Linked DNA regions of Mus musculus: all the other regions are linked to region 1. Evidence: chromatin loops called from intact Hi-C (ENCODE). Cell type or tissue: heart. All regions are shown on one strand. Links, peaks and the distances in the headings refer to the core of each region. The heading gives the core; the rest is flanking DNA.

What was found. Hi-C counts contacts between places; a loop is a spot of excess contacts. Peaks named below come from ENCODE experiments on the same cell type or tissue, not always from the same donor. Only the 100,000 strongest peaks of a DNase experiment are listed, where the experiment ranks them.
Region 2: a loop joins it to region 1, with 2.5 times the contacts of the local background. A loop is called at or near these places in 7 of 42 quality-filtered maps.
Region 3: it touches region 1 in a loop (3.0-fold over the local background); 15 of 42 quality-filtered maps call a loop at or near these places.
Region 4: it touches region 1 in a loop (5-fold over the local background); 13 of 42 quality-filtered maps call a loop at or near these places.
Region 5: a loop joins it to region 1, with 2.6 times the contacts of the local background. A loop is called at or near these places in 7 of 42 quality-filtered maps.

Annotation. Positions count from the first base shown.
Region 1 is chr16:13,105,405-13,111,646 of GRCm38, forward strand. Ercc4 (excision repair cross-complementing rodent repair deficiency, complementation group 4) reads left to right here and starts at 4,332. Exons shown (of 11, transcript NM_015769.2): 1 at 4,332-4,737. The coding sequence starts at 4,531. In heart, for the core only: CTCF peaks have their summits at 3,919 and 4,118; DNase peaks (open chromatin) are centred at 3,937 and 4,417; H3K4me3 peaks cover 1,988 bases; H3K27ac peaks cover 1,502 bases.
Region 2 is chr16:13,529,913-13,536,154 of GRCm38, forward strand. It overlaps the pseudogene Gm25276. Among named protein-coding and RNA genes, the nearest start is that of 2310015D24Rik, 12 kb to the left of the region's middle. In heart, for the core only: CTCF peaks have their summits at 1,591 (motif pointing left) and 3,119 (motif pointing right); no DNase peak of the experiment used is centred there.
Region 3 is chr16:13,625,662-13,631,903 of GRCm38, forward strand. Parn (poly(A)-specific ribonuclease (deadenylation nuclease)) reads right to left here. Exons shown (of 24, transcript NM_028761.3): 14 at 5,869-5,912; 15 at 3,922-3,964; 16 at 2,713-2,788; 17 at 453-563. Among named protein-coding and RNA genes, the nearest start is that of Parn, 39 kb to the right of the region's middle. In heart, for the core only: a CTCF peak has its summit at 2,901 (motif pointing left); no DNase peak of the experiment used is centred there.
Region 4 is chr16:13,731,019-13,737,260 of GRCm38, forward strand. All of the region lies in intron 1 of Pla2g10os (phospholipase A2, group X, opposite strand), which reads left to right. It also overlaps a transcript of Pla2g10 not described here. Among named protein-coding and RNA genes, the nearest start is that of Pla2g10, 3.7 kb to the left of the region's middle. In heart, for the core only: a CTCF peak has its summit at 2,960 (motif pointing left); a DNase peak (open chromatin) is centred at 2,923.
Region 5 is chr16:13,518,789-13,525,030 of GRCm38, forward strand. It overlaps 2310015D24Rik (RIKEN cDNA 2310015D24 gene), which reads right to left and starts at 2,319. Exons shown (of 4, transcript NR_160674.1): 1 at 2,202-2,319; 2 at 860-987; 3 at 397-734. In heart, for the core only: no CTCF peak of the experiment used is centred there; DNase peaks (open chromatin) are centred at 1,850 and 2,793.

The DNA.
Region 1 (6,242 bases), core at 1,243-6,242:
ATACTAGGGAGAGCGGCTTTTACAACCGTCTGCCAATCAGCAGGCGTTAGTGCCATGCCAGCGAGCCTGTCTAACTGCGCCAAGGTAAAATTAGCATTGGTTCCGTATTTACGAACCGACTCGGCAATTTCCTTAATCTGTACGTATTCTACCGGAGCGTGGACACGCCCACCCTCGGCTCCTTCAAAGACTGGAAATGCCTGTTGTATTTTCTTTTGTTCCTCTCGGGGAATGAATGAGTCTGCGCACTGCCTCTCTGCGCACTGCCTCTCTGCGCACTGCCTCTCTGCGCATCTCTCTGCGCACTGCCTCTCTGCGCATCTCTCTGCGCACTGCCTCTCTGCGCATCTCTCTGCGCATTGCCTCTCTGCGCATTGCTGACGCACTACGCAGGGCGGGGGCTCCGCATAGGGCGGACCTTGAAACCGACTGCCGGGAGGTTGAACAGTACGCTGACTTTCGCCAGCCGCTTTTGGCTTTTTTCTTGACCAATTAGCTGGCTGGTAATGGGCTGCTTCTTCCTCCCAGTCTGTTTCCTCAGAGGAGGATTCTTCACTTGCTTCAGAGCTACTAAGAGCTGGCTTCCTGAGCTCATCTAGTGACGAGTATCTCCTAGAGACCTCCGCTAATCGATCTTTCTTCTTTTCCCTTTTTCCTCTTTTTCTTCTAATCTCTCTCCAGGTATTCCTACCTAACCTTAACTTTTCCTCGGGTTCAAGACCCTTGGAAAGGCCTGTATACTTATTTTGTGTACCATACTTCCTCTTTGTTCCTACTCTTTCTTCCCGCTTTACTTCTGATAGCTTGTCCTGAATTTCCTCTAGAATTTTCAGCCCTATCTTAATCACTTGATAACATGTGAAAAAGAACAAAAGGGCTCCTAACACCAGAAAAAATTCAAGGCCAAACATACTCACTGGTACTCTCGTTCCCCAGCTGAAAAGTTCTGAATTCATACAGTTGAATCCTTCTTAACAGTCTGCTTTACGGGAACCTTTATCACCGTCGTTCCCCAGCTGATGAGTTCTGAATTCGGCAGTTGAATCCTTCTCAACAGTCTGTGTTACGGGAACCTTTATAAACGTGATCCGCAGTTCTGGTTCCGGAATGAGGGATCTTCCCTGCGCCAGTCCGGAGTTTTTTCTCGTCTCGGGTTTTCGGCACCAATTGTTATTCGACGCGTTCTCACGACCGGCCAGGAAGAACACAACACCCAGAATCTTCTACGGCAAAGCTTTATTGCTTACATCTTATGGGGCCAGAGTGTAAGAAGCAAGAGAGAGAGAAAACGAAACCCCTTTCCTCTTTAAAGAGAACAACAATTGCCTCGGACGCATCACTCCCTGATTGGCTGCAGCCCATGGCCGAGCTGACGTTCACGGGAAAAACAGAGTACAAGTAGTCGTAAATACCCTTGGCTCATGCGCAGATTATTTGTTTACCAACTTAGAACACAGGATGTCAGCGCCATCTTGTGACGGCGAATGTGGGGGCGGCTTCCCACACTTTCTTCAGTATATATTAGATATCGGTCCCTTTCCACATTCATATTCAGACTTTAATAGCTCTCTGATAGTCTGCTTACTAGGGGTGCATGAAAATTTTTCAAGTACTCTCGTGATTGGACAATTAGGAATGTTCAAGAAATAACCAGAGTTCACATAATTAGAGGATCAACAGACTTCTTCATACACTAGCTCTTTAGAAGAACACAGGGCAAGGATTTGCCTGCTTTGCTCCCTGATAAGACCTAGCACTACTACAGAACCTGACACATTGTATGCTCAATTAACATTCATTGGAAGAGGGAATACTCCATGTGAATTTACACGTCTCTATGGCTACTGTGTGCACATGCGTGCATTTACCCATATGTTCATGTATATGTACTGTGTACCCATACATGTGGAGACCAGAGGTCCACTTTGAGTGTCAGTTCTCAGGCACTGTCCACATTGGTTGTTTTTTTCCAATTACATGCATTTATTTACAAAAGGTGTGAGCCATAGCACACTGTGGAAGTCAGAGAACAGCTTTCGGGAGTTGATTCTCTCCTTCCAGCATGTTAATTCCTGAGATCAAACTCAGGTCAGCAGGCTTAGATGCCAAACATCTCTACCAGCTAAGCCATCATGACAGCTACCTTGTGTTCGAGATATGCTCTCTCACTGGCCCGGTCAGCAAGCCCCAGGGAGTGTCACTGTCTCCCAGGAACAAAGCTGCAGTCTCCAGTGCAATCTCTCGCCTGGATTCTAGGGACCACACACAGGTACCCAGGCTTTCACAGTAAGCGCTTCCTCCGCTGAGCTACACCCCTGTCACTCTGTATACGCCTGAATTTTCAATAAACCTTGACCTTCTAAAATAACCTCTCCCTCGAACGGTCCTATCTGCAGTTTTATTCATTTGCTTGCTTGTTTGTTTGTTTGGATAAGCGGAGAACTTCATCTTCAAAGTTCAGTGTGGTCAAAATAAGAAAAGCGTGTACATCCCTTTCCCATTATTGCTGCAACAAAGCACCATAAACACAGAGGTTTAAAATAACAAAAATGCAACGTCCCCCAACAGTGGGTTGTTGGGGGTGGCTGGGATACGTCTTGGCTTCCCAAGGGAGAACGCAGGAGTTCCTCAGCTCCTCAACGCTCTGTTCCTGGCACTTTCTACCTCATTCTGACCTTAGTTTCTCCTTCACAGTCCCCTTTGAAGCTAAGTCCCCTGCCTCTCCTTTGCCCCTAAGCACATCTTTATGATTATATTGGGCATACCTGGATAAGTCAATATCATTTCTCCATCTCAAGAGTTTAGCTCAATGACATCTGTGAAGTCTCCTTTGCCATGAAAAATAATAGGTTCTGGGAATTCAATCTTTGGGTTGCATTATTCTGCCTGCCACAACCTGGGAGGAATCACCCACACACCCACACACCCACCTCTGAATGTGTGCTGAGTAACTACTTACTGTACCCTGAACCAACGCTAAGAAACATACCATCCAGCTCTGTGGCCTTGCCTGATTATATAACCGGCTTGTTGAACTGCAGGCATTATCTCCTGGCTCCCAGACATGCTGCGCGGAAAGCGTCTGCAGGCATCTCTGTCCACTTCAGGAAGATGCAGAAATTATTAGATGCTCTTTTAACTGTGACTAGACAGAAGGAAAACGCTGGAAGAAGCAGAGGAGAGAGAGAAAACAAATCCACTTGCAGCGGCTGATGTGAAGGGAGATTGGTAAACGGGAAGGCAATGTAATGAAGGTCGAGCAAACTCAAATAAATGTGTCCTTTTTCTCCCACTAATCGTCCATTCGAGAAACGTACCTTGAGGGTTTGAGTGAACTTCTGTATGAACTAAGCTAGTGAAATGCTATGTTGCGTGCTGGTGGGAGGAGTGGGAGCCAACTAAACGTTCTCCAGTAACTAGACAAGTATATGCCTCCACATTACAGAAAACCCAGCCACATAAAGGACAGAGATTTAGGGAAAATTTGTGACGGAACTCAGGATCTACCACTAAGTTACATCCTAACACCCTTTATATTTGTGCTGGAGGTCTCCATCTCTAGCTCAGGCTGGCCTTGAATTTACTTCAACAAGTGAGATAGCCTGTCCCACCTGGAGAAACCAAAAATCTGGTTTCGAATCTTGGTTGTTTATTATTTCATATAATTAAGCAGGCAAGCAGCCGCACAAACTGAGCAGCGGCAGAGGGTAGGGGGCACGCAAAAGTATGTTGTTAACCATGGTTATTCCTGAGTAATGGAACAATCCTATTTTGCCTTCATTTGTATTTCGTATGGGCTGAAAATAAAGGGGAATGGAGAATTCTGAGAGAGAATGCCTCCTAGATTGCTTACCTGGAGGTTTTTTTAGGTAGTTACAAACACGACCCAAGATGTCCCTCTAGTGGAAGGAACGCGGCTGCAACTGGCACCTGATGGAGGCTTTGTAAAATAACTTACTGAGTTCAAGACCTTTGCAAACAAGAGACTGAAACTCATAAGGTATTGTGCTTATTAAAAATTTTCAAGGCGGGGAGGGGGAGGAATACTTGCAAAAGTAGAGACAAAACCCTCACACTAGGAAAACGATGTCGATTCTGGATGCACTTGGAATACTGACAGCAACATTCTGAACTGTCGGTATTGGAGGATTACGCGGATTAGACTTCTCTGTTTGCATTTTGTTAGTTTATGCCTAGGTCTAGAGAGCCAAAGGATGGGGAACCTAAACACACGCGCGCGCACGCGCGCTAACGCTTTCTGCGCCTCTCGGCTGAGTTCGGGTAGACCTGCCCTGGGCTCGGGCACATTCCGGCCACACTTGTCCCCGCCTCGATTCCTTTTCGGCTACAATCGGTTGGCTCTCTTGAACTCGGCTCCCTTCGGCTACATCCGGCCTCTCTCAGTCGGCCATTGCAGTTACATCTGTTCTGCGCTCCTTCGGCCCTGGCGTCTCTCCCTGCGTTCGGCCAGCGTTCGGCTGGACTCGGCTCTTTCCGTCAGCGTGCGGCCGCGGTCCCGGAAGGGCGCCCATGGAGCCAGGCCTGTCGGGCGAACGGCGGAGTATGGCGCCGCTGTTGGAGTACGAGAGGCAGCAGGTGCTGGAACTGCTCGACAGCGACGGGCTGGTGGTGTGTGCCCGCGGACTCGGCACCGACCGGCTCCTCTACCATTTCCTGCGGCTTCACTGCCACCCGGCCTGCCTGGTGCTGGTGCTCAACACGCAGCCGGCCGAGGAGGTGCGACTGCGGGATGGGTAGACCCAAGGGTTTGGGGGACATCCGATGCGAGATCGGCGCGGTAGGAACGCGGAGCTGTACGGTTGCAGGGACTCCGAGCCCATGCAGATCTTAAACAGGGCACGAAAGGGAATGAATTAAGATCCCAGGGGGGAGATGCGGGGCACCTACACAGTTCCAAGTCGCTGCGAAGGAGGGAAGGGAACCCCAGGGAAATTGAAGTGGCTGCCACGACAAGGGAGGGCATTGAGTGAGGGTCCTGGAAGGAGATCCTGGACTCTGACACTGCGGGATGACTGCCAAGTATAGAATGCATCCCAAGAAAGTCTTGGGTTCCTCTATTGACATGGGAGAGCATTGAATACAGGGCCCAGACACAGTTTGAGGACACTGAGAATACGGGTCCCACACACTCCTTAACACTGAAAAGGAGAGGGGCGAGTAGGCTACACATTGAGGTAGAGTAGTGGATTGAATTGCACTGCAAAGGAGAGACGGTATCAGAATCTGGGTAGGAATAGTGTTTGAGTTTGAAGTTGGATATAAGGGTGTTTGGAGGACAGAGTGTGGTCCCTAAAAGGACAATGACGAGGATGATAGGGTCTCTGAGAGTTATTACTTTCTAGTAGAAAAGGAGACCTTGAGACTTAACAAAAGAAGAGGGATTAGGGAAATGGGGGTGGGGGTGCAGAAGTTAAAGCTAAGGGAGCGATCAATCTGGGTTACAGAGAACAGGTGATCCTGAGGACAGTGGAATGAGACATGCCTTGCTGCGGATGTTGAGAGATGTGGACATAGCCTAGCATGATGAATCTGATGATCCCCTAGGTGTAGTGGCCAGGAAGAAAATGTCAGCTGAGAAGAGTCACTAACAACTCCTTTAAAGGCTGAGGCCCTGTTGGATTCCCCAGGAATCTACAGTGCTTGGCATGGTACTTTGTGCAATGTAAGATGCCCAGAAAAGTGGCATTAGACTGAGAGACTAATGGGCCATTGGACCTATGGACATTCTGGCATCTCTCTAGGAAGTATCAATACTGATCTAACAGTCTAAAGTGTTGTCTGCAGAGAGGAATCCCTTGTCTCAAAACCCGACTTTGGCTGGAAGTAGTTTCTAGGTAGTAGAAAACTTTTTTTAAAGATTTTTTTTAATAATTTATTTATTTATTATATGTAAGTACATTGTAGCTGTCTTCAGACATTCCAGAAGAGGGAGTCAGATCTCATTATGGATGGTTGTGAGCCACCATGTGGTTGCTGGGATTTGAACTCAGGATCTTCGGAAGAGTAGAAAACTTTTAACCCAAAGTTTTAAAAGGTTCTGTGGCTTGGTGTTGAAATGGAAATAATGACTGGAGCACAATTATTTCTTAATATAAACTCCAAAGCACAACTTAACCTTACAAAACAAAACCTTAATTAAAGTGACCTGATTGACTGATGGGTATAAAAGAATAACTTAGTTTGCATGTTTGCTGTGATGTTCATAAGCTCTGAGAATGGAG
Region 2 (6,242 bases), core at 712-5,711, 420 kb after region 1:
TGTAGTGTGTCACAGTGTGTCCCACAGTATACCCCTTTGTCCACATTTCTTTATTTGCAAATGTTTATTTCAATGACTTGTTGGTCTGGTACCAGGCCTCTGGTTTCACACTACACTCTCATGACTCTCGTGGGAGACCTGGCAATGGATAAGGGAGAGGAGGGGGTGTCTCCCCTTTGCACCACCAGCCAGCAGACAAGAGGCAGGGCTGCTTCTCCTGTGCTCCTGCCCTCAGGCCTGCTCACTCCACATCCAAGGCCAGCTCTACTATGCTGCCCAGGTAAGGTGCAAGGGCTACTTTTCCTGAGTGCTGGAGCAGGTGAGGGGTGGAACCAGCTCTTCTTGTAGGTGGCAAGGGACGAGGTGGGGCAGGGCATCTCTCCCTCGCCCACACTGCTTCTGAGCAGACAAGTTATGGGGTCAGCTCTCTCATGCTCACACCCTCAGGCTGATTCACCTGTGTCCCTGCCATCAGGTTCAACTCTACTGTGCTGGCCAGGGGAGGTGCAGGGACAGCCCTCTTGTCTGCCATAGGTGACAGGGGATAAAGGGGTGGGCAGCTCTCCTTCACCCATGTCACTGCACAGCAGACAAGTGGCTGGGCTAGCTCTCCCATGGTCACACCCTCAGGGGCTGCCTTGTCCACACCCCAACCACCAGGGTCAGCTCTACTCTGCTGCACAGGAGAGGTGCAGGACCTGTTCTCCTGAGCACTGCAGTCTGTGAGCAGCAGGGATAGCTCTACTTTCTCATGACCCCAGGGCCAGGACTCCAGTGCTGGTATGAGTCAGGAGGAGGTAAGGTAGATCTCCCTCACCTACATCCCTGCAAGAGAGATGAGTGGTAGGGCCAGCTCTCCCAGGCTCTTATCCTTGGGGCCAGCACACTGGAAACTCTGACAGTGTGTAGGGCTTGCTCTCCTGAGCACTGCAGCTAGCTAGGAGCAGGGCTAACTCTCCCATGATGCCCACATGAGGGGTGGGGCCAGTTCTGCACAGACCTCAGACATCCACATGTTGGGTTGCAGCTCAGATCAGGGATGTCCGCCTGGCCTTTGGTGGTAACAGATCCCTGCTGCTGCAGGGCCACAGCCCCACGGTTCCAGGTGGCATCACCAGCTACTCACATCAGGCTGCTCTTCACTACCCCCGATCTCCAGGTCTGCCTTTCTTCATGTGCCCACATCCTTCTGCTTCTCTTTCTCTTCCACTTCTCCATCACTTACTTGCTCCTCTGAATGGTGCACAGAATCTCTGAGTGTCTGGGGTCATCTCAGGAGTGGTTTCAAGAGTGCTGTGCTCCACTCATTCATTATGGTGCCAGGCAGGGGGTCATCTTGGGCATGGTGTGTGCCATTAGGCCTGCTTAGTGAGTCTAGTGGTTGTCTCGGCACACTCCTCACCAGGCCCACCCAAGTGACCCATGAAAGGGTCATCTACTCCCGCCCAGGGCCTGTGGTCCCAGGTGAGATTCTTAGTCCCTGGCTTGTTTCTGTGGTCTCGGGATTACTCAGGGTGTATAGGCTACCAGTCATTCAGATGTTCACAGGTCAGAACACTAAGCTTAGGCACAGCCTCTCTGCCCCCTACTGACACACATGTGACACAGCAGCCACACCTGCAATGCCTCTAAGGACAGGTACTATGTTACCTTTTAGCAGCAGCAAAAAGGCTCAATGCCAGGTCCTGAAGAAGCCCAGGACGAATGGCTACGGTGCCCACATAACATGCATAAGTGCATGCTGGTCACCCTGGGCTTCCTGTGCATGGGCACTGAGCAAGTCTTTACTTACATACCCAGGCTGGCTTGTGTGGCTGTGGCTGAGCTTGATCTAGGGTTCCCTTGGTTCTCATTAAAAAAAATCAACATGAGCCGGGCGTGGTGGTGCACGCCTTTAACCCCAGCACTTGGGAGGCAGAGGCAGGCGGATTTCTGAGTTCAAGGCCAGCCTGGTCTACAAAATGAGTTCCAGGACAGCCAGGGCTCTACAGAGAAACCCTGTCTCGAAAAAACAAAACAAACAAACAAACAAACAAACAAAATCAATATGAAGACTCCTCCCTCCCCCAACCCTTGCACGCATGTGTGTGTTTGGGGGGGGGGGTACAAGGGGACAGACAATCTTGGTGTTAGTTCTTGCTTTCTACCTTGTTGGAGTCAGGGTCTCTGAATGTTCACTCCCTTGTATGCTAGGTTAGATGGCATGAGCTTCCAGGGATTCTCCAGCCTTTGCCTCTCAGCTTACTGTTGCTGTTCGGGGTTGATACTATATCCAGCTGCAGGTGGGAATGGGGATTCAAACTTAGGTCCTCCCCACTGAGCCATCGCCCAGCCCAGTAGCCTCTGATTTTATCAAACACAGCTTAAAAGCCCCCCATCATTAACAAAGTACTCTTTCTTGTTGTTCCTTTCTTCTTTGACAAGAATTATCCTAAATAAAACATCCTTTTGAAAACCTTTAAATTTGTTGTTATTACTATTATTTAGTGTGTGTGTGTGTGTGTGTGTGTGTGTGCGCGTGCGCGCTCACGCCAAGGAGCACATGTGAAGGTCAGAGGGCAACTCTGTGGAGCTAGGTCTCGCTTCCACACTTTTATATGAGTTTCAGGGATCAAACTCAGGTGGTCAGAGCTGCCATTCATTCATTCATTCATTCATTCATTCATTCTTCTGTCCAGTTACTCATTTGTGTGAGGCAGTCTCACTGTGCGGCTATCTCAGCACCACACATGGCAAACATGTCCATTCAACAAAAACAAAACCCTGTGTAGCTGAAAGCACAGCACTCACCAGAGAGCCAGCATCAAGTGCTTCTCAAGTTCATGTGTCTAGCTTGATAGACACAGCCAAGCAGCTGATGGAAAGCTGAGCTCACGCTAGCAAACACCAGACAACTTGGAGGGGAAGTGACTCCCAGCTAGCAGGAACAGGAAACAGCTTTCTGCTATTTTATTCCCCATTCCCAACAAAATTATGACACACCAGGGCATTCTGCATTACTGTAAAAAAATGACTGAAGTAATGACATTAAAAAGTATTCCTTTGTATTTTATGTTTACTGGTGTTTTGCTTGCATGCATGTTTGCACACCATGTTCATACACTGCCCATAGAGGCCAGAAGAGGGCATCAGATCCCCTGGAATTAAAGACAGTGTGAGCTGCCATTTGGATGCTGGAAATTAAACAAACCTGGGTCCTCTGGAAGAATAGGCAGTGCTCTTAACCTCTGAGCCACCTCTCCAGCCCTCCATGGAATCTGTCATGAGATTGAAAACCCAAGTCATTCACAGATATTAAACTGTTTCAAAGTATCAGTGATTCCCAGGTTGGGACAGATGGCTCAGCCTGGCCTCTGTGTAGCCAAGTGTTACAGCCTGATCCCTCCCAAGATCAAGGTTAGTGCAAAGACATTGCAGGTGAGAAGGGCACGTGCAGGGCACCCAGACTTGGCCACTTAGCAATACGAACAGCAGCTTCTGAAATGCACACCCAGCACCCACACTGATTCCCCACTAAAGTACCAAAGCCTCTACTGATGGTGCTACAAGGACAAGACATCCCTATGGAGGAAGGGAGCAAGATCCAGCCTCACCAGACACTAAAGTTACCCTGAGGCGAATGGTACACTTAGACATGACTGCGCCCATGTCTCCAGAAGGAAATACTAAAGGGCAGTTTTACCACTTTAGAGTGTCTTAGGGTACAGGGTAAGAATCTATCCATCAAAATTAAAATAAGACCAAGGTAATGAATGGCCCAGTGGGTTCAGTACTCGGTGCACAAGAGTGAGGACCAGAGGCAGGTGTGGTGGCACATCTGTCTGTAATCCCAGTGTTGACAGGGCAAATCCTGGGGATCATTGGTCAGTCTGCTTAACCCAAATCATGAGCTCTAGGCTCAGTGACAGACCCTGTCTCAAATAAGACGATAGAGGAAGATTCTTGAAGTCAACCTCTGAGTTGAAGTCAACATGTACGTTTGCAAAGAGGAGCACACACCTTTTTTTTTTTTTTAAAGGGGAGCTGCAAGCCATACATTGGGATGAAACAACTGCAGAACATCTGATGAAGAAAAGATACTGTGAGTACGTACCTCACATTAGGCATCTGAGAAAAGGCTGACGTGGTCATTGCATGCAGTGCACCCCTACCCAGAGGCTAAGTCAAAGACCAATTCCAGGAAATGTTGGCAAATAAAGGAAGTCCTGGGACTTCCCAGGTTTTTTGTAATGACATAAATACACTGAGGAGATGGCTCAGGAGACAACACACTTGCCACAGAAGCTACAAGAATGTGAGTTTATATCTTTAGCACCCACACAAATGCTGGCTGGCATGTATGTGGTGGCCAGCCTGTAATACCAGAACTCAAGAGCTGGGGAAGAAAGCTGGGGCAAGCTGGCCAAACAGACTAACCAAACTGGTGAGTTCTGGGTTCAACAAGACACCCTGCCTCAGCGAATGAGTCGGGAGCAGTTGAGGAAACTACAGGACACTGATCTCTGGCCTCCCTTACCTGCTTGTAAGTGTACTTGCACTGAACACATACATGCCCACTCAGGCAAATGCATCCACACACGCACATATGCAACAAACAAACAAATGACACAGCCACATTGGAGAAAGACCTGACAGCTTCTTAGAAGACATGCACAACTAACCTGAGCCCTTCTTGGGCCATGCCTGACCCTTGCTACTTATTCCCCCAGTTAAAAATTTTGCTCTTTGAAAAGAAAAATCAATGACTTAAGCAAAAATATTTATACAAATTTTAGTTACAAAAGTCTGCAACTGGAAATAATGTACATGTTTATGGGTCATGAACAAACTGTTAGAATAGACATGCTCAGAAAGAAACAAGAGGCTAGGGTAGCTCAGTGGTGAGGTGCCTGCCTAACGTCACAGGGCCCTGCATTACATGCTGTAGTGGTTTGAATAGGTTTGGCCCAATAGGTTCATGTGTCTTTATGCTTGGTCCATAGAAAGTGGCACTATTAGGATATATGGCCTTGTTAAATAGTTGTGGCCTTGATGGAGGAAGTGTGTCACTATAGGACAGGCTTTGAGATCTCATATATAAAATAAGCTCAAGCTCTGCCCAGTGTGACAGTCTCCTCCTGGCTGCCTTCAGATCAAGATGTAGAACTCTCAGCTCCTCCAGCACCAAGTCTGCCTGGATGCTGCCATGTTTCCTGCCAGAATGAAAATGCACTGAACCTCTGAAATTATAAGTCAGCCCCAATTAAATGCTGTCCATTTTGAGAGTTGCCATAGTCATGGTATCTCTTCACAGCAATGAAACCCTAAGATACATGCATAGCACCTAAATGAATGGGTGAATAATAAAGAAATGCTGCATGCACAACATAGATAAAGCCCAACGACATTATGCTGAGAGAAACAAGACTCATCTCTCTTGTTTTTCAGCTCTAGGGATGGAACTCCGAACTCAAACATGTTATTCAAGCACTCTGCCATATAGCTACATCCTCACCCCAATCTTATACCATCTTGGGTATAGACTTTCTCATTCAGCTTTCATAAAATCCAAGAGATTAATCTGTGGAGAGAAACAAAACAAAACAAAACAGTCCTGGGTGCCGCTGAGGTTAGGAGTGGAACTGGGGTTGGCTGAGCGGGGCCAGAGGAACAAGTCTGGGGCAGTAGCATTGGTTACTGATTCAATGGTACCTTAAAGAGTATTTTACTCAAGGTATGATTCTCCCAGGTCCCTAGATATAGACAACTACTAACTGGCTAAGACCCAGAGTATGTAAGGGCAGGGTGTGTTGCTGTCCTTCTGAGGAGGAGAGCAGCATCTCTGGCCTGGTGATGCCTAACACTGCCACTGAGCCATGCCCATCACCTGACCAAGGGAACACCTAGATGGGCTCACCATAAGCCATGCTAATGAGAGGTAAAAATCAATGTTCTTCTAATGAGATATTGTATTTTTCCTCTCCAGATGCCCATGCCCACAGTACGGTCTGGCTGAGCCAGCCTGCCTTTCTGAGGCTCGAGGTAAAAAGGCCCAGCATTCCCTTTCCTGCGTCCGTGAGAAGCTGGCCAGAACCTAGCACTTTTACTGACCCTTCGGACCTCTTCCCTTTCCCGGCCTCCTCACCAAACGCTGCCTGTCAACTGGCCGTCAGACCTGATGCAGCTCAAATAGCACGTGTCGTCTCCTCCTCTTAGTCTCCTTTCGGGAGGCTGCTGCAACGGCCAGCCTGCCCTGGGATATT
Region 3 (6,242 bases), core at 764-5,763, 520 kb after region 1:
AATGGTACTCTTGAAGGTCCACACATCTTACAACAGGCAGCAGGCAGCTGTCCCTTCCTGAGTGTCCCCACCTCAAGTCTTCTAGCTCCCCTCTCATCACCCTCCTGCTTCTATAAGGACGGCCAGACCCTAGGACCACAGTGGTGATGCAGATTGCCATCCCTTCCCCACTTCCAGATGGAAGCCACATCCCAAACAATGATAACCTTAAATGCGCTATCTGGGGGTCAAATAGGGTAACTGGTTCCTTCACGAGAAACACAGGTGCTTCCTCCCTCAAGCACTCTACAGTGTGAGGATATGTAAACGACAACTGTTAGAAAGCTGGTGTCCAGGTGTGGGCACCTCAATCCCAGGATTCCAAGTCTCCTGCACCAGGAGAAACACGGATGGATCTGTTATCTAAGCCGCCTCTATTCACTCTATTTGACAGAAACATGTATCTCAGGTACCTAAGTAATTTGCCATGGAGATGAAGCAGAGCCCTGTGATGTAGGCATCGTACCCCGCCTCATGAAGCTGCTCAGAAGCTGTGTCGTAGCTTGGAAAGCCTTCTGCACTTTCTAAAGAGGAAACAAAGGAACGATCAATTTCTCCCAGAGCACTGCAGAATATGAAGCATGATGTCTGGCCAAATCCATACTGCATGCAGTCTTGTGTATTGTATGTGGCCTGAAGACACAAAGAAATCTGTCTTATTGCTCAGTTCTATTCTTAGAATATGAGATAACAAAATCCCTAAAAATGGGAATTGCAGTTCAGACAAAAAAAAAAAAAAAAAGGCCTCAGTTTCCTTACCAAGATTCAGCTGTAGGCCTCCACAGCCACACCGACTGGAGCCATTTGCAATCTTATGTTTCCCATCCTGTGACAAGTCCTCCTTGCTACTCTTACCATACATGTAGGACAAAGCAGAGACTAAGCAGAACTTCAAGCTGGGCACGGTGGCCACACCTAAAATTGATGTACGTGGGAAGCTGAGGCAAAGAACCACAGCAAGTTTGAGACCAGCTTAGGCTAAATAGTGAGTTCTAGTCCAACCTCGGCTACAAAGTAAGACTCTGTAGGCAAAGTAAATAACAAACCAGAGGCGCTGAGAGGTCATGCGATGACCGTCAATCCCTCCCTCCGTCACTCACACAAATGTGACCCTTGGACAAAGCACTGCACCCCTCAGCCCCCCAGTTGTCTAAAAATGAGATGATAATCCACCTCCCCTCGTAAGGCTTTGGGGGAGGGCAGCAAATGGCAGGGTCCTGGAACATGCCACATGCTCATGACCATCCTCCACCAGTGTCCCAAATAGTCCCAGAAAACAACAAGTCCAGCCAGATGCAGCAGGCCCCCGGCTGGTGCAAACCTAGCAATTTATACAGACCAAATAGATCAGAGCTTGCTGTAATGCTGCCCTTAGTCCATGGGGCCACTGTACTACAAAACCATTCATAAGTTGGTTCTTAGTCACACATACAAGTGCTGAATGAATGTGAGAATAATCTGCTTTTCAGTAAGTTCTGTGCCAAAGAAATATGAAAATAATAGGACAGAATACAGCTCTTACTCATAAGTAATTATTTCCTAAAATCAAGTGGGAAATGAGTGTTTTTTAACACTGTCGAGCCAGGTATGGTGGTGCACACCTTTAATCCCAGCCCTCGGGAGGCAGAGGCAGGCAGATTTCTGAGTTCGAGGCCAGCCTTGTCTACAAAGTGAGTTCCAGGACAGCCAGGGCTATACAGAGGAACCCTGTCTCAAAAAGCACCCCCCGCCCCCCCAAAAAAGGCCAGTGTCTCGTCAGAAGCAAGAGCGGAAACTAGTGATGGAATGGCTGGAATCATTTATGCTTTTTTATGTAAGAATTCTTTAATTTCCTTACATACCAAATATTGGGCTTGACACTTGCTAAGAAAGAAAGCCTTTTAACAATGTAGTGCTTAAGTAAGACCCTAGACACCACCTGCTGAAGATCATTATTCCCCAGATCAATTATCCCATTACACAGTTACACACAGGGTATTGGTTTCCCTCCCTCTACCCAGTTCACATCGTAATTGGATTCTTGGACTATTACCCAGAAGGGAAGCAATGCTACCCTACTACCTGCATCACCAACTTCTGGACCATTAGTGCTGTGATCAGTGTCTTTGACCACAGCCCATAGAATGCTAACTGCAGGTCAGCAACTCAATGTGGGTAACAGGACGGAGGACACAGTGCCTCAACACAGGCTTTCCTCAGTGACATTGTTTAGCTCAGAGGACACAGGTATGCTCTCATCTAGGCAGCACGCCTAGTTCTTAGGTTTTCTGAGACCCAAAATGTATTTTCATTGCATCTCCAATGATCAGTCACTGACATACTGTCTATCTTCAAATAATGCACCAGATAAAAGGATACATCAAATTTTGGAAGAATTCTAAGCATTAGGAAATAAAAGCCTTAAAACTTTAATTGCCAAACATCACAGTAAATGGCTACCATAAAACTCTTAACATGATGTGGATATAGCTGGACATGGAACTAGAATACCATCATTATTCAGAAAGCAGCCATCTACCAAGGGCCTAGAAGTTAACCCAGCCAAAGTCCACAAATAACACATTACCATTTCCAAGACATTTCATATAACGTATTTGCATTTCCAAAGTTGAATATAACATATTAACATAGTAATTTCCAAAGTTTGATGGTTTTCGTGTTCAATATTCTTACCAACTTTGGGAGGGTCAAAAGGTGTCTCTTTCAACCGCTTTTCCAACTCTGCAAGGGATGTGTTGTTAATGATATCCTGCAAAGCAGTAAGCGGAGAATTAGGACATGTCATCTCAGCAAGAGACTAAGGAGAGCCAATTTAGGGTATCCACGTGGGAAATGCACGCCATACTGCCCTCTTGTGTCTCTTAAAAGAACAGAAGCCATTAGAACACATTTGTGAAAGGAACAAGTTCAAGGGTCACTACTCAAAGGTGATGAATGGAAAGACTTACAGGGTAAAACCTATAAACTCAGGCAGTGCTGGTGCTCACTTGTAATCCCAGCTACCTGGGAGGCTGAGGCAGCAGGAGGAGGAGTTTAAAGCCAACCTCATTACAAAAGCAAAATTTTGGGGATAAAACTGGCAGAGGGAAAAAAACTTCCATGTTGTTTGCTGAGGGGTTGGGGATGTCAGTACTTTGACAGGCACTGCAAAAAGGCTACAGGCAGTTCCATTGCTGGTAGAGACACAGAACTAGAAAGCACTGTCTTAACGTATTGTTCAGGAGGCTTCAGAAAGTCCTTGACAAGAATGTAAATAATTAACTAATTATCCTTATTAGAATATATGTCCAAATATGCAAAATAAGCAGGCAGGCAGAAAAAGGACAAACTGTCTGCAGGTATAAGCTATTGAATAACATACATGACAAGCTGCGCAGTGGTTGAGCACATCTTTAATTCCAGCACTTGGGAGGCAGACGCAGGTGGATCTCTGAATTCAAGGCCAGTCTGGTCTACAATGCAAATTCCAGGACAGCCAAGGCAGTTATACAGAGAAACCCTGTGTGTGTGTGTGTGTGTGTTGCAGGGTGGTGGTGGTGGGAAAAATAAAGATAACTTCACATTTTTATATTATTTCTGTTCTTTTCAAAATTCTCTCTTCTTCCTTTCTAATTTTTTAACGTGTCTGAAATCGCATTTAACTAGATCAGAATTCCAAAGCTATTTGTGGTCATACAAAAAATTTCAAAGAAAGCTGGACATGATGGCATACACTTGCACCAACCACATGGGAGGCAAAGGCAGGAGGGATCAGAAGTTCAAGGTTACTTCTATCAGCTACAGGGTGAGTTCAAGGCCTGCCTAGCATACCAAGAGTCTGTCTCAAACAAACAGAAATCTCAAATTATATCGTATGAGTGATAGTTCAGATTTAAATAATACCTTAAAAGGCTGTGTGCTGGCCATCAACTTAGTATCCAAGAGTCTGGAAACAAAATACATTTTAATAAGGTAAATAAAATATATATCAATATTGAAAATGTACTTTGTTAAAATATAAAATACTTAAAATGTTTCATAAATAAAACATATTCTTCACATATTAAATACTTTCATAAAACACATAGAAGTGGACAGATGAAACAAACACACTGGTCAGTGTGAACCGAGCGGCAATGTGGTTGATGAGCTGAGGACAGAGTCCCATCCTCTGGCTTCCTTCACTCACTGAAGTGTTGCATGCAGTCCATACTAAGCCAAAGGGACAGGTTCCGTACCTGTACCTGGAGGGAGGAGGCTAGCATCTATCTTGAAAGTGAGGCAGGCACTGCACATTTTACTGTTCTGTGGATCCACCCTTCCAGACTGCCACTGCCCACTGCCACCATCTGGTTTGCAGTCTGAACTCTTATGGAAGCCAAAGTCTGCATTGGGAAGTTTCCTGCTACCATTTCTTACAGTGGCAGCTAAGCTCCAGTGTCAACATGACTGGATTTGAAATCAACCATGAGCACACCTCTGTGTCAGTCTTTGAGGAAGTTTTCAGAGGCTTAACTGAGGAAGGAAGACCCACCTAGAACGCTGGCAGCACTACCACTGAGTGGGTAAAATAGCAGAGAAAGGCAGGTAAATCCTTTCTCTGCTTCCTGATCAGTTCTTGTGAGAAGTGCTCAACTCCAAAACCCCCACCCTTCCTTTCCCATCAAGACAGACTGTACCCTCACACCGATGCCAGCTGATTTTGTCAGGTAGTGCATCACAGCTATGAGAAAAGGAGACCACTTAACTACTCTACTACAGGGACCAGAAATACCAGGGAACAGAGTGACCATGGACAAATTCTCATAAATATAAACACTGTGGCCATAGTAGCAATAGCTATCCTAACTTGCCCTCCTTCAAAAGACATATTGTCTTACTGTTCAAGCTCCATGCATTTTACTTGCGGTTCCTCAGACATGTATGCATGGTGTAGTCAAACTAGCATGCAGTGCAATGCTGACTGTGGAAAACACTAATAGTGTTTAATCAAAGATAGAAGATGTGTGGGGCCAGAGAGCCATGGGATCAAAAAAGCAGGCCTGGAGCAAGAATGGGGACAATCGGCAGGAGTAGGATTGTTCTGTTCAGGCTCTAGGCCTGCAGGTCCTGGTGCACGTTGTCTTGTACCCTGACCCTTGCCTCCTCAGAGGAGCTCATGTAGGCAATGATCAGGTTAAACTTCCTCTCCCCTCATAAGGTCAAGTACAGCGCACCTAGAATTCTTCCTCATGCAAATGAGGCAACCTCAGCACTCCGGCCCCAGCCAATAATGTATACTTGCCACCATACCCCACAAAGGTTTAAATAGCCTCTGTTTCCCCTAATAAACGGAGCCAGTTCTCTGAAGCTGCTCCCAGGTGCATGTGTTCTTTACCCTGCACTCAGCACTAACCAAGATCCTATCTGTGCATCCCTGTCTTCCCTCCAGTATAGCTGAGTGCTCAATGAGCCTGGCTACCCAGAGTGGGAGAAGCAGACACAGAATGGGGACAGCCTCTATCTAGTTCTTAACTGAGGAAACAGCACTGTCAGCTGAGACACATCAACAATTAAATTGGTACATCCCACATGTGTGAATGGCCAGAACTATGACAGGACCCTTCACCAGTCCTTCAGACAGCTGAAGCAGGAGAGAAAAAGGGAGCTGTCACCTACTTTCCACTTTCACTCTGTTAGAATCCGATCTTTAAAGGCATGATCAAACTACCTGTAATTTAAACAGTCAACTATGGCAACGCTGGGGATGTCCCATCCATTAACTCGCCTCCCAGCTTGTCCACTTGACTAACTGCGCTGCATACGCCTCACTCAGTGTCTTAAACGTCAGGGCTCTTGAACAAGGCTTACCTGGGGAAGACACATATTGCCATCTCCTTAAACTCATTCAGGTCCTGAAAAGCAAGAAGATGACCTGTTACTGTTTTCCTAGCAGACCACAGTACTGCCAAAAACACAAGAGAGCATCTCCAGTTCTCAACTACTTCCTCAAATATTAACGCCTCACATGGGCCTCAAGCTAAATGGTAAGATCCACATGTAATTAAGAAATATCTCTTAGGAGCTAAAGAGATAACTCTGAAGTAAACAGTGTTGTTGCTCTTGCAGATGACCCAGGTTAGATTCCCAGCACCCACATGGTAGCTCGAAACCACCCATATCTAGTTCCAGGCCCCAAATGCCCTACTCTGACCTCCTGATCAATGAGAGCCACATGGGAAGAG
Region 4 (6,242 bases), core at 461-5,460, 620 kb after region 1:
CCTCGGAGAGGTGGGGGAGGGGCGCTTACGACACAAGGGCTGGAATGGAGCGAGCAGGATCGTGTGGGAGTTATCTATCCCGTGCAGTCTGCCTCAGGCTTCCCGTTTGTGGATGGTTATGGTTCTTCTGGGGAATGTGTGTAAGCAAGGAGGTGTACTCAACTGATGCCTACTTTTCATACTGAAAAGGCATGATAATTGGGACACATTATTGCTTTTTGCCCCTGAGACTAGCACTATTCAATTGGTCAATAATTTTTGTTGTTTAGATTTCATATCTGATCTGAGTGAAACCTTGGAACCACCCCCCCTCCATGGACAAATTCTAGTAAGGGTAAGAATGATCTCCAGAAAAAAAAAAAAAAAAATGACAAGGTGAATTGGGTTTCCCTGGCTTGAAGGTTCACAACACAGGTTGTACGCCTAGGACCCCAACCCATTCACTGTCATAGAGAGACACTGAGGGTCTGAGAACTGGGAAGCCAGAGGCATGGTGAGATGGCTTAGAGGGAACCACACAAGCCTAGAAACCTAAGTTTGATCCTAAAACCCATGTAAAGGGGGAAGGAGAGAACTGATTCTACACAGTTGTCCTTTGACCTCTGGACTTGTACTGTGCCCTCCCATGCATCATGTTCATATATACACACTAAAATAATTTTAAAATGTTAAGTATTAAAAGTAGGTGGTCCATGCCTTTAATCCCAACACTCAGGAGGCAGAGGCAAGTAGGTCTCTAAGTTTGAGGCCATTCTGGTCTAAATTGTGAGTTCCAGGACAGCCAGGACTACCACAGAGAGACCCTGTCTTAAAACAAACAAATGAACAAACAAACAAACCAAATGAGGAGGAGGAGGAGGAAGAGAAGAAGAAAGGAAGGAAAGAAAGAAGGAAGGAAGGGAAAGAGAGAGAAAGAAGAAAGAAAGAAGAAAGAAAGGGAGAGAGAAAGAAGGAAAGAGAGAAAGAAAAAAGAAAAAAGAAGAAAGAAAGAAAGAAAGAAAGAAAGAAAGAAAGAAAGAAAGAAAGAAAGAAAGAAAGAAAGAAAGGAAGGAAGGAAAAGAAAAGAGAAGAGGGGCCATGAGTAGAACTCATTCCACTTGGTACTCAATCTGTCTTGGTCCCTGCTATGATAATTCACAGGGACAAGTCTTCCTTCCTTTCCTGCTACCCAGTGGGTAATGCTCTTTCCATTGGAGTGTGCGTGCCTTCTACAGTCTCATGTCATGCTTCTTGTGTGGCCATCACTACTCTGCCTGGCCTTGGTCACCACTCAGTCAAACCTTTTTGATATAGGACAGATGAGATTTCAAATACTCCAAGTTTTTAGATTATAGAAAAAGTAAATGACAACCTGAGTGTTCAGCACCCTAAGAAAGGGCATGGCCTCCTGTGACCCCAACACTCAGAGCCACCTGTTCCAGGAGGGTCCCTGCAGATGACCATAGGGCATTGTTTTGAAATTGACGTCCTGGAAGATGCTTGGGTACTCTACTGACAGATGAAAAACAGAAGTTGAGAGTAGGGACAGGACTGCTCATGGTGGTACGTAGTTCCTCAAGACGCTTCATGCAGAGCACTCCGCTCTTGGAGCACCTCCCGTGGGAGTTCTTTCTCACCTTTCCTCAGTTTTGCTCTGTGAAAAAGACATTGACCTCTTGGAAGGCTGAGGTAGAAAGATTGTTGTGAGTTTGAGACCAGACTAGACTATATAGTGAGTTCTAAGCCAGCTTGAGCTACCGAGTAAAAGCATGTCTGAGAAAGCTAGGAGCCAGCAAGATGGCTCAGTGGCTAAGGGCACTTGCTACATTGCCTCGGGACCTGAATCTGATTCCAGGAAGTGTATGCTGAAAGTCGAGAGCCACCTCCCTTCACAGGCACATTAGCCACATTCCCCACCTCCATCAGCTAAATAAATGTTAGAAGAAGAATCAACTCAGGTAGGTCTACAGGCCCAGAGCTGCTTGGGAGGCTGAGGCAGAACGATGGCAAGTTCAAGGACAGTCCAAGGGAGGTCAAGCTCAAAGCTACTGAGTTAGCTCAAGGTCAGCCTGAGCAACTGACATCCTTCTTAAACCAGGGATAAGGGGGTTGAAGAAACAGAGAGCTGGAGATGCTGATCAGTGGATGTGCTTGCTGTTAAGTATGTTTGAGGCTGGAGGTCCAACACCCATTAGTGAGGGAAGAAAAGAAACTTGATTCAGTCCCTCTGCTATTCATTCACCGTGTCCCTAGCATGGACTGACCACCATGTCCTCAAGGGCAGGTCCTTTAATGGAACACAACAGAGGACCAGGTACAGTTTTGTCCCCAGAAGTCTCTACTGACTGTAGGGACAGGATGAAGACATAAGGGATGTGAAGATGGGAGCAGGACAATGACAGGATAGCAAAGGATTTTGGTTCCAGGGTATGAACCTCCATGTCTCAGACTGAATGATCTGTCATTTCCCAAAAGCAGAGCCTGGGCTGTAAAGTATATCCAGGGAGCAGAGAATGGAGCCAGAGGAAGGCAGAAATGCAAGAACAAGTTTCTGTGTCTGAGTGAGCAGAGCTCACACAAACAAGACCTTCTAGGGAATTCATCTAGAAATTGTATCCTAAGTGCCCATGCGGAGAACAAACGAAAGAAGCTCTAGGCTCCTGTCTCTGATTGGTTGAGGGTTGCCCCGTGGAAAATGCTGCAGAGGGTGAAGCTGATGAATCTAGTTATAGCCCTGGTGGTTAGATCCAGGACTGAAATCTGCTGAGATAGAACATGAGGTCAGGGACAGAAATCTTGCAATTCCTCTTCCTCGGGACTTAAAGAAAACTCTCCAAGCCACGTAAGAGATGAACTTTCCAGATACGTAGGAATGTGATGGGACCATGGAGCAAAGACACCAAAGGAAGAGAGACAGACTCAGCTAGGCAGAGGTCCTGCTGCCAATAGGAATTCCTGGAGCAGTGGTACAGGCCGCCCCCTGGTGGACGACCTAGGCCTAAAGATTCTTACCAGGCAGTATTTGATTTAGGTGTGGGCAAAAGGAAGAAACTTATTTTCTGATTATAAAGATTGCAAAGCTGGAGATATATATTTGAAGAGAACTATAGTATTGGAAAAAGAAACAAAGTGTGCACGTGTGCACACATACAAATGAGAGAGAGAGAGAGAGAGAGAGAGAGAGAGAGAGAGAGAGAGAGAGAATTAATGGAGAACACAAGCAAAACAGCTAAACCAGACGATGTGTGCCTGTGATCCCATCAGTCTGCAGGCTGAGGCTGGAAGAACACAAGTTCAGGTCTTGGGTACGTATTGAGTTAAGAGGCAGCCCGGGATGAGTACACACACACCAACCCCCCCCCCCCCCCAGTGTTTGGGTAGCTTGTATGCCTTATCATTAATAACACTGATCATTTCACCTAGCAGGCTGGAAGTTGGGTCACTTGACCAATGAAATGTGGTGAAAGGGACCTAGGTATCTCTTTAGCAGAAGCTTTTAGAGGTAGCAAGTGTCGGTGTCTATCATTCCTTCAGTCTCAGAACTGCTGGTCCCAGTGAAGGCTAAGCACTTAGTCTGTTGTAGTTATAAGGTATTGGAAAGAAATCTTTCCTGTTTGTTTTTCAACACAGTATTTCTTTGTGTAGTCCTGGAACTCACTCTATAGACAAGTAGACAAGGCTGCCTTTGAATTCACAGAAGTTCTCCTGCCTCCTAAATGTTGGGATTAAAGACACACACACCCGCACCAAAAAAACAAAAAACAAAAAACAAAAAAACCTTTTTAAAGTTAAAAAAATTAAATATGGGCTGGAGAGATGGCTCAGCGGTTAGGAGCCCTGACTGCTCTTCCAGAGGTCTTGAGTTCAATTCCCAGCAACCACATGGTGGCTCACAACCATCTGTAATGGAATTGAATGCCCTTTTCTGGTGTGTCTGAAAACAGCTACAATGTTTAGCATATAGCTAAAGTATATATAAGATAAATAAGTAATTCTTTGAAAAATTAATTATGCTTGTATGTATGTCTTTATATAGAATATAACCTTGTGAGTACAGGTGCCTATGGAAGCCAGAAGGATTGCTAGATCCCTGGAATGTGAGAAGTTCCAGGTGATACTGAACCTCCTAACCTTAGTTCTGGGAACCAAATTCTGATGTTCCACAGGATCAGCAACCTCTCTTACCCATTGAACCATCTCTCCAGCCTAAGAAATGAATGTGTACTGTTGTAAAGCTTTGGGAATTGGGCTTACATGTTACTGCACCTAAACCTAGTTCTTATCCTGAAGAACTAATGTTGTTAGAAGAACAACTTTACTTTGCTTACTATGGCCTTCCTGAAATCTTCAGAGAAGACTCAGGGTGAAGGCTTTCCCAAAAATAATCTTTTTTTTTTTTTTTTTTTTTTTTTTTTGGTTTTTCGAGACAGGGTTTCTCTGTGCAGCCCTGGCTGTCCTGGAACTCACTCTGTAGTCCAGGCTGGCCTCGAACTCAGAAATCCGCCTGCCTCTGCCTCCCAAGTGCTGGGATTAAAGGCATGCGCCACCACGCCCGGCTCCCAAAAATAATCTTGATTTATATTCCAAGTATAATCTGGGAGACTTTGGATAATTCATTCCCTTCCATGTGATTTGGTCATCACGAGTGTCAAATTCCTGCGGTAAGCTATAACTTCTGTAAAGAATTTTGCTCTGGAGCTGAGGATAAAATCCAGTGGTACCTTTACCTGCATTTCGTCATTATAAATAAGGGGAACACCCCTCCCTCTCTTTTTTCTCCCTTCTCTTTCTGCCACCACCGCCCCCCACCCCCAATAAACCTCTCACCCATGGAACTGTTTTGGTCTAGTGTGCTGTGTTCAGACATAAGCCGCTGTTTTAATACATCGTTTTGGCGCTGAAACCCAGGAATCAGCAGTAGCATCAACAGCTGCTATGGCACACACCACAGCAGGGGCCGCACAAGCAGTGAGATCACGGCCATGTGGACCATCACCTCTAACTCCTCTGCCTTTATTAAAGAGTTTCAATATATCACTCAATCTTACAGCTTGACTTTCCACGATGTACATATGATACTTACTGATAACTTACTTCCCGAGGAATGCAGGCGAGTTTGGGAGCAAGCAAGAACACGTGCAGACGAAATTCATCAAACAGAGCGGATGGGATCGGAGACAGTTCTAAAAGGCTGCCTTTCTAAGACCAGGACCCTCAATGGGACTATAACTCCACATGTGGTATTTTAGCCAGAGACAGGTTTATTACATGCCTTTTGGCAGGTCTTAGAAAGGCAGCCTTTTAAAAAAAGATTTTATTTATTTTATGTATACGAGTACACTGTAGCTGTCTTCAGACACACCAGAAGAAGTCCCAGTACAGATGGTTGTGAGCCACCATGTGGTTGCTGGGAGTTGAACTCAGAACCTCAGGAAGAGGAGTCAGTGCTCTTAACCGCTGAGCCATTTCTCCAATCCATGAAAGGCAGCCTTAAAGCCAGTAAATTTTGAAAAACTCCAAGAGGTTGTCCAGGACACGCAGGAAAATCCATCTCAATTTTTGGAATGCCTCACAAAGACTTTATTACAGCATACCAATATGGACCCTGAAAACCCAGAAGGTAAGCTACTTCTGATGACCTATTTCTCTTCCCAGAGCTACCCCGGCATAAGAGCTAAACTTAAAAAGCTAGAAAGGGGACCCCTAACTCCACAGGCAGAAGTTTTAGTGCTGGCCTTCAAAGTATACCATAAAAGAGATGAGAAAGTTTGCAAACAACAATACCATATGCTGGCACAGGCTATCCAACGAGCCCCAGTCACTGCCCTTGACTCCTGGTTTTCTAAGACCCAGAGACCACCAGGTACCTGCTACAAATGTGGTCAACAAGATCATTGAGCAAAAGCCTGCACTAACTTCCGCAAGCCAAGGGGGCCATGCCCTAGGTGCCATCAAGAGAGACATTGGGCTGTCGATTGCCCTCATGTTACACAGAACAGAGGGACATCACCCCCAAACAATCCTCTAACTGGTCTCCTAGGCTTGGCTATGGCCGACTGACAAGGCCTGAGCTCCCCTGACCCGACCACTGCCATCACTAGCAGGGAGCCCCAGGTAGATATTGTGGTGTGTGGGCAGCCCATCTCCTTCCTCTAAGACACTAGGGCCACTTACTCAGTCCTGACAGAGTTTTGGGGACCCACTTCTCGCTTTTCTGTTGTCAGGGTAGGAGGACAGTCTTACTTCCCTCACCAGACCCCATC
Region 5 (6,242 bases), core at 432-5,431, 410 kb after region 1:
CACGTGTACATATGATTGTGGAGGTCAGAGGGTAGTCTTGTGCAGTATCCTTAGGAAAACTCTGCAGCTCCTTTAAGACCCTCCTTAAAGGGTCTCCCTTGGGTTTGGAGCTCACTCATTATAGGTAGGCTGGCTGGTCAGAGAGCTCCAAGGATCCTGCTGCCACTGTCTCCCCTGGGCTGGACTTACAGGCACAGGCTCAGCCTGGCATTTCTCATACGGTTTCTGGGATTGAACACAGGTCTTGGTGCTTGTGAGGTACCCTTTTTTACCCTTCCAGCATGACATTTTAATAGCTGTAGATAGTGTATAATGAGTAGATCAGGTACCCGACAAACAGGTCACCTCAGCAGTAGCCACTGCTCTGTACGGAGCCCTCAGAAACCACTTGCTCACCATTTTAGGCTGTAGTTGCCATAGTCTGCCCCTGTATGAACACTGGAACTGACTCGGCTCCCTCTGCAGCTTTCCTGTATCTGTGAGCCATCTTTCTCCATACTTCCACCTTACACGTTCTTCTCCAGGTGGCTTGGACTGCAGAACAAAGCCCCCCCGCCGGGATGATTGCTTGCGGACAGTGTTCACAGGGACTCGGCGGCTGAGGTCAGGTAGGGATGACAGGGTTGTTCAGCAACCCCTAGAGAATTTCCAGATCTGGCTCCATGGTGATGCTATGAAGTTGATCAGCATCTCCATCTGGGACCTGACTCTCTCCCTGCTCAGGGTCTGGGCTCCTGAAAGAGAATGGCTTTGTATAGAGAAGAGCCCTTTGAGCCCCTCAGAGTCCAGAATGAGTATGCCCTCAGGATTACACCTGCTCTTGTGGTTTTTTTCTACAGTACTGTCACACCTTACTGACCTGCTGTTTAAGAGGAGGGTTCTCAGGCAGGCTTCATCTTGTCTTTGATAACATCTGAGTCACAGTCACTTCTGTCTTGCTACATCCCTTTTGCTGTACACTGGGCCTTATTTTCATTGTCATCTCACCTTTATAGAAGCAAAAGGAAATGAACAGAAAGCAGAGCTGATGCTCCACTGTGTCATAGCAGCTGGTGGATTGTGAGACTCGGGATGTCCAGGCAGTGATCTCAAATCTTTTTGCCCCATGTCTCTTTTAATGGCTTTGGTTCTGATAGAGAAGCCATGACTCTGCATAGACACTCCAGTTTTTCTTAAAATGCTTCTCTGGGCACTGAGGAGATGCCCCAGGAAGTAAAGCATTTGCCATTCGAGCATGAGGACCTAAGCTTGATCCCCCAAGCCCATGCAAAAATCAGGGTGTGACCCCAACACTGGGTGTGACAGAAGGATCTCAGAAGCTCCTTGGCCAGCCTACCCAACCTGGTGAGCACCAGGTCTCAGTAGGAGACCCTGTCTCAGAAACAATCAAACGAAAACCAAAAATCTGTAGGTAGCACCCAAGGAAATTTACACCCAAGGTTGACCACGTGCGTATGGTCATGTGCACACACACACACACACACACACGCACACGCACACAAACACAAACACACACATTGCATACAAGCAAATGCTTATCTTTCTCCTTCTTCTTTGTGGTACAGAGCAGAATGAAGCAGAGGGAGAGAAGCTCTTTCCTGCAGAGGAACGTTTGCTTCCAGAATTGAGCTGTTTCTCGGCACACTGGTCTATTTTTGCAGTAGAGCTGGCTGCCCCATGCCAAGGTTTCTCACCGCAAATAGAAGTTCTGGAAGGGCCTGCTAGTTTCCTCCAGCCTTCAGACACCTCTTCACATTTCATCTGGTTTATCCTCCCCATTCCCAAAAGGAAATATTTGGAGTATTTTCTGTTCCAGATAGGAGGCTCTCCCCAGGGCGCCCGGCTGGGCAGGAGCCTCATTTCACCCTCAGCCCTGGCCTCTGGTACAGCTTTCACTATCCGGGGAAGCTAAGCTTAGCTCCAGTGTGCCAGTCTAGATCCTAAACTGTAGTCCCAACCATGAGTAAAATAGAGTCCCAGAACCCCCTCCCGTGCCCCTGGTCCCTTCCAATCCCTGGCCCTTCTAAATGGCTGAGGCCCACCTGTCATTGAAACCAGGAGTTGGAAGTTCTTTACACAAGGATCATAGGCAAGATGACATTCAACTGAGACACTTTACAAAGAGATGCCTGAAGTCTGAATGTTCTAGAAACTATCCCTTATAGTTGAATCAAAACAGATGGAGTAAAAAAACAACAAACCTGTTGGTTCTCTGGTTGACCAGGGGGATTGCCAACCTCACAAAGACGTCAAGGGGCCAAAACTTCCTTTAGTTTGTCAGGGAGAAAGCTAGTTCTGGAGGTACTCAGAGTGAGCTTTAGAAGGTTCCAGAACAACAACAAATGCAGCAATCCGAAAAGTTCTCCCATCGCCTAAGTAACTCGGTGTCTTCCAGACTTCTTGTCAGACAGCGACTGAGTGATGCTGTAAACTGCTGTTAGCTTTCCTTTCTCCTTTTGGGGACGGTAGTAATAATGACAATACAGCTCCTGTCACATCAATGAGGCTCTCAGTGTGAGTGACAAGAGCGTCTTAGAGTTGGACTCCTGTACGTGAAAGACTCATTTTCCACGTGGCCCAGCTTGTTCAAACCTAAGGCACTGTCCATTTCAGAGTGCAGACTCCTGATGTCAACAAGACTTAGACACAGATTTGACCCTGAACAACTGTGGGACTTTCAGGGACTTCCAAGCTCTTGTGGGCACCAGAATCCCCAGGAGGCTGTGTCTGCAGACTGCTGGGCTGCATCCCTGGAGCTGTGAGTCAGTCGACCTGGAGTGGGGCCCAAGAATGTGCCTTTCTGAGTAGTTCTCAGGTGACACTGATGTGTCGGGATCTGGGCCACACCCTAAGAATAAGCAGCTTCAAAGACGCTGGCCCTGCCTCTGCCTCAGTGGTGGAGGTCTTAGTGAATCGTGTTATCATTCTGCTCTGTCCTGCCTTCTCCACGATTGTCCTTAACATCTTTAACTGATTTGAGGCGTGGGGTGCTGTGGGAATTGTGGAGAAATGTGTGTATGCTTGTATGAGTGTGGAAGCCAGAGATCGCTGTCAGGTGTCTTCATCAAGCGTCTCTTGCTGAACTCGACTCACCAATTGCCTAGACTTACAAGCCGGCCAGCGAGGATTGCCTGGGTCTACTTCCTCGGCTCTTGGATTACCGGCTTCTCTGTGGATGCTGGGGATTGAACTCGGATCCTATTGCTTGTGTGGCAAGTACTTTACATCTGAGCCATTTCCCCAGCCCCTTGTTTATTTGTTTTTGACACAGAGTCCCACCATATAACCCAGGGTGCTGCTGATCCTCCTGCCTCCTCCCTCCAATGCAGAGATAACAAGCGTGTGCTGACACATTTGGCTGACTTTAATTATATATGCTTATCAGAACAGTGTGATGAGTTTTTCTACGAATGTATACAGTGTTGGCCTTCATCAGAGTTGGGTAGGGAGCATAAGCATTCATCATTTCCTTGTGTTAGGAGCCTTTGAACTCACTTCTAGCCTGGGCTACATAACAAGACCCTTCTCAATATATAAATACAAAACCTGTTAGGTCCTAAAGAAACTCAGGACAAATGGCTAACCATGGTGCCTAATTAATATGCTGACGTGCATGGTGGCTGCAGGCTCACTCAGTACCTGCGGTTCCTCTCTGCCTCTCTCACCTCATTCCCTACTCTAAACCTATCCAGCTCAGGGGCTTCGCTTCCCCTGTGTCTAAGTTAGGGTTTTACTGCTGTGAACAGACACCATGACCAAGACAATTCTTATAAAGGACAGCATTTAATCGGGGCTGGTTTACAGGTTCAGAGGTTCAGTCCAGTATCATCAAGACAGGAGCATGGCAGCATCCAGTCAGGCATGGCACAGGAGAAGCTGAGAGTTCTACATCTTTATCTGAAGATTGCTAGCAAAATACTGGCTTCCAGGCAGCTAGGCTGAGGGTCTTAAAGCCCACACCCACTCCAATAGGGCCACACCTAATCCAACAGGGCCACACCTTCTAATAGTGCCACTCCCTGGGCTGAACATATACAAACCATCACACCCAGCTTCTCTTTCCCAGATAACTGCCATTTTGGCTTGCATTCTTTTGTTTTTTGTTTGTTTTTGTTTTTTGAGACAGGGTTTCTCTGTATAGCCCTGGCTGTCCTGGAGCTCACTTTGTAAACCAGGCTGGCCTCGAACTCAGAAATCCGCCTGCCTCTGCCTCCCGAGTGCTGGGATCAAAGGCGTGCGCCACCACGCCCGGCTTGGCTTGCATTCTTGTGGTCCCTCTCTCTTCTCTTTCCCTACTCCTCTCCTCCCCTGGACCAGTTCAGTCTACGGTCATCTCCAGTCTACTATTTTCTCTCCTTGCTCTGGACGCCTGGCTGTGCTTTTCCTCATATCTACAATAAAAGCCTTCCCCTCACCCACACCTAGGAGTGGATGTGTCTCATTTTCACTCACCTGGAGCTTGGAATGCAGGAGAAGCATATATGAGTTCCCTCTCAAGGGGCTCGGACTCTCTTAACCAAACTGAGCTGCAGATATGACTCTCTTAAGGTGTATGCGGATCATTTGTTTCGCCGGCTTCTGCCTCCCACCGTCTTTGACTCCAAACTTCACCTCTTTCTTCAGGTGCTGCTTCCCTCTGTCTCCTCTAACCATTTGTCCCTCCTGGCCCACTTGGTGTCACTCTGGCTCCTGGAGCCTTCTGAGCCTCCTGTGGTGCCCATCACTTGGGCATCTCTCTATTAATGCTCTCACCCTACTGGGCCCCCGCCACATGGAAAGTGATGCCTCTGCTCTGTCCATTTTGGGACATTTATCTCTGATAAGTCTCTTAGCTTGGCATTGCCACAGGTTGAAATTCTTGTCACCTGGACCCTTGCCCCCCTCTCTAGCCCTTTTTCCCTTTCCACATGTTCTCAGCTCCTTCCTGGAGTTTTCTTGCCTCCTGATAGGAGTTGCCTGCAAAATCTCAAAACTTCCTTTTGTCCTCCTGGGCCTCTGTCAGGCGAAGTTCCTATCTGCAACTCTGTCCTTCTGTCTCTCAGTTCCTTCCCGAAAGTCCCACTGCTTCCTGTGTTGCCTGGGCCTTATATGATCCTTCCTTCCTTCCTTCCTTCCTTCCTTCCTTCCTTCCTCCCCCTTTCACTCTCTCTCTCTCTCTCTCTCTCTCTCTCTCTCTCTCCCTTCTCAGACTCAGAGATTTTATTAAAGCCTCACTCTTACTGCAAACACCTTGTTTTTCTTTTCTTTTCTTTTCTTTTCTTTTCTTTTCTTTTCTTTTGATTAAAGATTTATTTACTTTATGTATGTGAGTACACTGTAGCTGTCTTCAGACACACCAGAAGAGGGTGTTGGATCCCATTACAGATAGTTGTGAGCCACCATGTGGGTGCTGAGAATTGAACTCAGGACCTCTGGAAGAACAACAGTCGGTGCTCTTAACCTCTGAGCCATTTCTCCAGCCCCACATTCGATTTTCAAATTGTCTCCTATGGCAATAACTTTTACCATTGCACAAATAAACCCCCAAATCACTCACACCTACACTTTCTATGCTTGCAAGTCTCTTATCACTAAGGGGTTTCTACTTTTCATTCTTAAAAATCTTTTATCTCTACTCTTTCTTTGCTATTTGCTCTCAAAAAAAACCAAAAAAACAAAAACAAAAACAAAAAAACTCTTAACAATATGCTATAAACTATCTCAGGATTTGTAAGTTTACTGAGTATAGTTAAAAAGCTGTAAATTCTGTAATAAAAGGCTAGATTAAAACTTGTAATAAAAGTTTGATAGTTTAAAAAAAATTATACATAGTGTACTAGTTTGGGTTTTATTGAAGAGACACCATGACCAAGGCAACTCTTAAAGGAAAACATTTACTTGGGACTGCCTTACAGTTTTCAGAAGTCCATTATCATTACGGCAGCAAGCATGGCAGCATGCAGGCAGACATGGTGCTAGAGAAGAAGCTAAGAGTTCTACATCTTGATCCAAAGGGAGCCAGACAGAGACTGTATTCCACAGGCAGCAATGAGAAGGTTCTCTTCCACACTGGGTGGAGCTGGGTGGAGAAAACCCCAAAACCTACCCCTACAGTGACACACCTCCTCTAACAAGGCTCACACCTTCTAATAGTGCCACCTCCCATGAGCCAAGTATATTCAAACCACCACACATAGGTAATCTTAATTTGCTACAGTGTGTTATATGTGATTCAACTCTTGTTTAGGAAAATAAATGATGTT